Linked DNA regions of Homo sapiens: region 2 is linked to region 1. A link is a loop called in an ENCODE intact Hi-C map of the cell type or tissue named here. Cell type or tissue: thyroid gland. All regions are shown on one strand. Each heading gives the region's core, and the rest is flanking DNA. Links, peaks and the distances in the headings are about the cores only. Region 1 overlaps TTLL11 (tubulin tyrosine ligase like 11). Region 2 overlaps TTLL11 (tubulin tyrosine ligase like 11).

Evidence for each region. A loop is a pair of places that touch in the nucleus more often than their neighbours do. Peaks named below come from ENCODE experiments on the same cell type or tissue, not always from the same donor. Only the 100,000 strongest peaks of a DNase experiment are listed, where the experiment ranks them.
Region 2: it touches region 1 in a loop (1.9-fold over the local background); 2 of 110 quality-filtered maps call a loop at or near these places.

Annotation. Positions count from the first base shown.
Region 1 is chr9:121,839,367-121,842,274 of GRCh38, forward strand. All of the region lies in intron 8 of TTLL11 (tubulin tyrosine ligase like 11), which reads right to left. Among named protein-coding and RNA genes, the nearest start is that of DAB2IP, 190 kb to the left of the region's middle. In thyroid gland, for the core only: no CTCF peak of the experiment used is centred there; a DNase peak (open chromatin) is centred at 1,595; H3K27ac peaks cover 517 bases.
Region 2 is chr9:121,925,424-121,928,331 of GRCh38, forward strand. All of the region lies in intron 6 of TTLL11 (tubulin tyrosine ligase like 11), which reads right to left. Among named protein-coding and RNA genes, the nearest start is that of TTLL11, 170 kb to the right of the region's middle. RefSeq lists an enhancer at 716-1,216. In thyroid gland, for the core only: no CTCF peak of the experiment used is centred there; a DNase peak (open chromatin) is centred at 1,308.

The sequences.
Region 1 (2,908 bases), core at 218-2,717:
GATATCAGACATGCCTAAGTTCAAATCCAGGGTTGGCCTCTTACACATTGCGGGGTGATCTTCGCTTACTCACTGCCCAGCTGGGAGCCTCAGTTTCTTTCTACCCTGCCCGGCTCTGGGGGGCTCAGTGATAGAAAACAGACATAAGGGGCTGGGCCTGTGTCTGGCACATGGAAGACACACTGGAAACATGGCCTTCTTTCTTGATTGTCTTTAAGTCATGAGAGGGGCCAAGCCTGGCAGAATAAAGAGTATTCTCATGGAGGGCTGCGGCTCAGAATTCCCATTCTATCCAAAGATGGGCAAATTGGAAGACGGGCAAATTGGCCCTAACTCAGCCACCAACAGCAACCCTCTTCCCCATCCCCCCGACTGTCCAGCAGTTAACTGGCGGGGCCTTCTAGAATCTCCAGAAGACCTCAGCCTCAGCCTTCTCAGCCTTGGGCAGGGCAGAGCAGTGCCCACTCACCAAGTGGACTGAGCCCTATCCTCAAGGTGAGACCCCTCTGAGGAGCTCTTCAAAGCTGGCCTGCCATTTGGAGCGGTGACAGGAGGCAGATCAGTGTCAAAAATAAGACAGAGCAGTGGGTTTCAACTTGACTCACATTAAGAATGTCACGTTAGAGCACAAATGAGAGAGAAGAGAAATGCTCTTTTATGCGGGAGTTTATTTTTGTCACTTTGTCAGAGAGAAACTGCAGCCTGGAGGGCACTGGAGCTGCATCGAATCACCCAAAACATTAACATGCAAATTGCCTTCTTTACAGAAGGTAATTTTATTAGTGCACGAAAATGTTTCTTTCACTGTATTCATGCCTAGGAGCAGTGCTATCTGGGGGCCAGTTAGGGCAACCGCAAGAGAAGAATTAGGGACAGTCCTGAACTCGGTTAAGATCTATTACCTCCCCAACTTGGGACCACCACGTATCCTCGGATGCATGGAACACAGTGCGCTGCGATGTGACAGCTGGCTACCGATGGATGCACAGGCTGGAGGGGGCAAGTGACTTGTTCAAGATCATACAGCTTCTTTTTTCTTTTCTGAGACAGGGTCTCGCTTTGTCACTCAGGCTGGAGGGAGTATAGTGGCTTGATGTTGGCTCACTGCAACCTCTACCTACCAGGTTCAAGCGATTCTCCTGCCTCAGCCTTCCAGGTAGCTGGGATTATATGCAATTGCCACCATGCTTGGCTACTTTTTGTATTTTTAGTAGAGATGGGGTTTCACCATGTTGCCCAGGTTGGTCTTGAACTCCTGACCTTAAGTGATCTGCCTGCCTCAGCCTCCCAAAGTGCTGGGATTACAGGCATGAGCCACCATGCCCAGCTGATCATACAGTTTCAATGAGGAGGCAGAGTTGAGGCCACGTGGCCTGTGTCCAGACACCAGGTGACCAATAGGGAACCATGAGGTCCTGGAAGTTGTCACTCTGAGAGTAAGGAGCCTAGTGAGACCCCATCTACCTATTTGTTCACTCACTTGCTTGATTATTCAATAAGCTTTCCCTGTGCTAGGCCCTGGGCCCCAAACATGAATCAGGCACTGGCACGAGGCACTTGGCCTCCACTGGGAGCAGGTGGAAAGGGGATAAGACACCTACAAATACTTCTGATCCAGCGAGCTATGACGGCTGGGGAGGTGTGCCTGGAATCAACAGAGCAAGGAGAGAGCATGGCTGTTTGGCAGGGAGGGCAGGGAGAAGGGTCTGGAAGCTTCACAGACAACCGTCTCACCCATGGGCCTTGTGCAGGCAATCAAGGCAGGGAGGGATGTTACAGGAAGGAGACACCATGAGCAGAGGCCCCACGATGGAAGCACGTTGGCTGGCCCCAAGCAGCACAGGACGTGTGGGCGAAGAGTGTGGCGGGAATGGGGGCTGTGGTTGTGGAGGATGGAGATGAGGCTGGCAAGTCTAATCTCAAAGGCTAAAGAGCTCAGATGTACCTGTATCCTGCAGGTAGCAGGCAAACCCTCCAGCGCCCATTCAGAACAGAACCGTGCTCCCCATGAGATTTTGGAAGGGAGGGGCTTCTCCAGGCCCTGTGTTGCCAAAATGACAGAAGGTTCTCTGAGGCTGCGCTTATGTAAGGCTTCCTCCTCCCTTCGCAGATGTGATCAGTGGGGAAGTGTGGGCAGAGACTCCCACCTGCTACCAAGAAGAACGCACTCAGTCATGTAAGGTCTCGTGGAACAGACGAGGTGAGCTCCCTTTCTCTAGAGGCTGCTTGGGGCCTCCCGGGCTGAGGACACATCTTTGCCCTGAGTCACGTGGCAGCTGCATGGTGTGGCTGTGGTGGGGCACGAAGAACTGTTACAGCAGCCCAGGAAGCTGAAGGGGAAAAGCCCAATGATTATTATCGTTGGGCCAGACCATTGTTTGTTGTGGGGGTCTGTCTTGTGCATTTCAGGTTGTCTAGCAGCAGCCGTCGGCTTGACCCACTAGATGCCAGTATAGCAACTCCCTTCCCCCAGTATGACAACTAAAAATGTCTCAAATCGTGGCCAGATGTCCCCCTGGGAGTTAAAATTGTCCCCAGTTGAGAACCACTCGTCTCTCTAGACTTCAGGGAAGACATGGATGCCTGACCACTGGAAGTGTCCCAATTCTTCCAGCGAGATGCAGAGCTCCCCGAGAGCATGTGCCTGCCTTCTTCCACCTCTCAGGGGGCAAAGGACAGGGTATATTTCATCACATATTTGTGGACTATCTCAAAAAGGAATGTGTCTAACTTACTGCTTAAAACATCTGGAAAAAGAGCAGGCTGGGGATGTAGAAAGTCAATGGACAGTCGGTGCTTCTTCCAATACTTTGCTAGGGTCTCAGAGTCCCTCACATGTAAAACAAGGGGGTTGAAAGAGATGATCTTTAGGGCTCCCTCTCCTTTTTTTTAAAAAAAAAAGACACGT
Region 2 (2,908 bases), core at 195-2,694, 86 kb after region 1:
GCCCGCCCACCCCACCCCGGGACCATCCTCCCCTCCGTTTTCTGGACACATCAGGCCTGTTCATGGCTCCAGGCCTTTGCTCATGTCCCTTCTGCCTGGGAGGCCCTCTCTCCTCTTCCTCAAATGAGCATTGACTCATTCTTCAAATTCATGGCTTTCCTCCTCAGCAAAGCCCTCCAGACCCTCCCAGGAAGGGTGAGAGACCTCCTTAGGTTTCCCTTAGGTTCCCATGCCAAGGCTCTCCACAGGCTCCCGCAGCTGTCTCCTGGCTGGACTGCAAGTCAGCAGCAGGGGCTGGTCTCTGAATCTCTCTGTGTCCAGAGCCTAGTCCAGAGCCTGGAACGGCACTTAGGATGGGTTTGTGGAGTGAATGAATGAATGGCAGTGCCCTGCTCCCCTCCTCCACCCTCACCCTTTGTTTAAGAACATCACCCATTCAGGGGTGAGAGCCTGGCATCCAGGCCTCTAATCTCAGGATGAAAGGCACAGGCCTGCTCTTTAGAACATAAAGCATTCATCTTTCCTTCCCACTTTTCTTGTGCCACGGGAGCTCTGAAAATCCTGCCATATCAATGTCTTCCAGGTTCTGTGTTCCTCTCAAAAAGATACCAGTTTACGCGTGTGAAGGCTCGCAGGTTATTGAGTCTCTCGAGGGGTTTTTTAATCTTTGCAGGCAGAAGAGGATCCTGACACACACTTTGAAGTTTGCCTTCACACGCTTCTGCCAGGAAGGAGCCGTGGTGTTTCAGATGTGAGCAGTCTCTGCTTCAGAGGGGCCCGGGGCTGGGGTGCACAGCCAGAACTGGCCCTGGGGGACCCTGCGCTGCCCACAGACCATTTCCAGCATGCCAGGGGTCAGGGCAAAGGATTGCCACGCGCTCTAAAACTCTTGCTGTTATCCACACGCTCTCCCTCCAGGTCCGCGGGTCCCTGCTGACCCAGGCTTTGTTTAGAATCCAAAAATAACTCCCCCCTTCTTGTGTTCACTGCCACAAGGCTTGCTAAGGAGTCATTCACATTCATTAATCCTTTTCATTCTCAGAACAACCCGATGATGGGCACAGTGGCTGGGTGCCAGGCGCTGGGCTGAGGACGGCACAGCCCTGGAGGTGGTGCTCTTCCTGGCCCTGTGGCATAGACGAGGATCCTGAGGCTGGGGAGGACAGCAGCTTGTGCCCAGTCTCGGAGCTGCTTAGGGGCAGAGTGGGGCTTCGGGGCCAAGGCTCCATCAACAAGGCCGTCTCCTCTCTCCCGTGTCACTTTGAGTGGTTCTTCCTCCTCGAGGCTGGAGCAGGAACTTTGGCACGAGCCAGGCCTGGCTTTGGATCCAAGCAATTCAGCTGTATTTTGGCACACTGCTTGTCTTCACCCACTCTGGCTGTTAAAACAGAAAATCATAGCTGGGGTGGCACAGAAACAATAGAAATGTATTTCCCGTGGTTTGGAGGCTGGAAGTCCGAGCTCACAGGGCCAGCATGGTTGGTTCTGACAAGGATCCTCTTGCAAATGCAGACAGCCGACTTCTCATGAGAGCCTCGCACGGTGGAAAGAGGGTGAAGGAGCTCTCGGGCCCCTTTTATAAAGGCATGAATCCCATTCATGAGGTTCCACCCCCATGACCTAATCACCTCCCAAAGGCCCTAACTCCTAAGACCATCACATGGTGGGGCTGGCCGGTGGAGTTAGGATTTCAACATATGTATTTGGAGGAACACAAACATTTGGTTTATAGCATAGCGTTGCTTCATGTCTCTATGCTTCTCTCCTCACCTGTCAAAGGGACAAAATAACAGTAGCACTGTTGTAAAAATGAATTGAAGTAGAGCTTACAATGCTCTCAGCACAGCATCTGACACATAGCGCATGCGCTGTCTGTATCTATGTAGATAGATGGATAGAGAAGTATTTTTATAACCATTACCCTCTCTCTAAGCTTTTCAGTTCCTCCGGGAATTTGATCTTCATGGTTACTATTTTTTTGTTCAACAAAATCAGCACCATGATCCTCTATAAACACCCTCTCCCTGAACTATGATCCAGCTTTTTGGATCAGTCAATCCTGCTACATGTCAAGCACTCTCAGGTAAAGGAATCTAGAGATACATGATAACCTATTTTCCTGGCCCCCAGGGAGGTGAAAAGAAATATGTAAACTGCTCATTTTGAAATAAAATAGTAAATATCACAAGAGCACAGAAGGTGGCATTTTTTTTTTTTTTTTTTTGAAGGTGGGAGAAGGCAGAGAAGACTTCTGAGGGGATATCATTCTGGCCAGGATGGTGACAGAGGACTAGGAGTTAGCGAGGCAAAGAAGGGCCTAAGGAGTGCTCTGAATAGAGTGAAGAGCTGCTGGAGTGCTGGGTTATTAATTTCCATTTATTCAGTATCATAGCACAGATCACTGGCAGGCAGGAGACAGTGGCAGATGGTTTTAGTAAGGTGGAAAAACCTAGTCATGAAGGATCTTGTACATCACATGTTATTTGGTTTGGATCTTACCTTAGAGGCCAATAAATCTCAAATGTTGATGTGCTTCAGAAGTCAGCATAGGAGCTTGTTAAGATGCTATTCCCAACCCTGAGACTTGGATATTATGGAACATGCAGCCAGGTGGTTTCAATGGAGGTGCTCCAGGAGCCACAATCATAAAGTATCTCAGTAGATGATGGAGAAGCGTGGGAGGGGCAGTACCAGAGGGGGCTACGGGACGCATGGCCATGCCTGTGATTCGATAAAATCAAGAATTCTGTTTCAGAACCACCTGTCAATCAGCTCCTCCTTGGTAAGAGGTACTACTTCTAGAAAATGTGATGTCACTTCTATTTGTTCATTTATTTCAACAGCTTTATTGGGATGTAATTGTTATATTAAAAACTGCACCTATTTAGTGTATACAAGCTGATGGGTC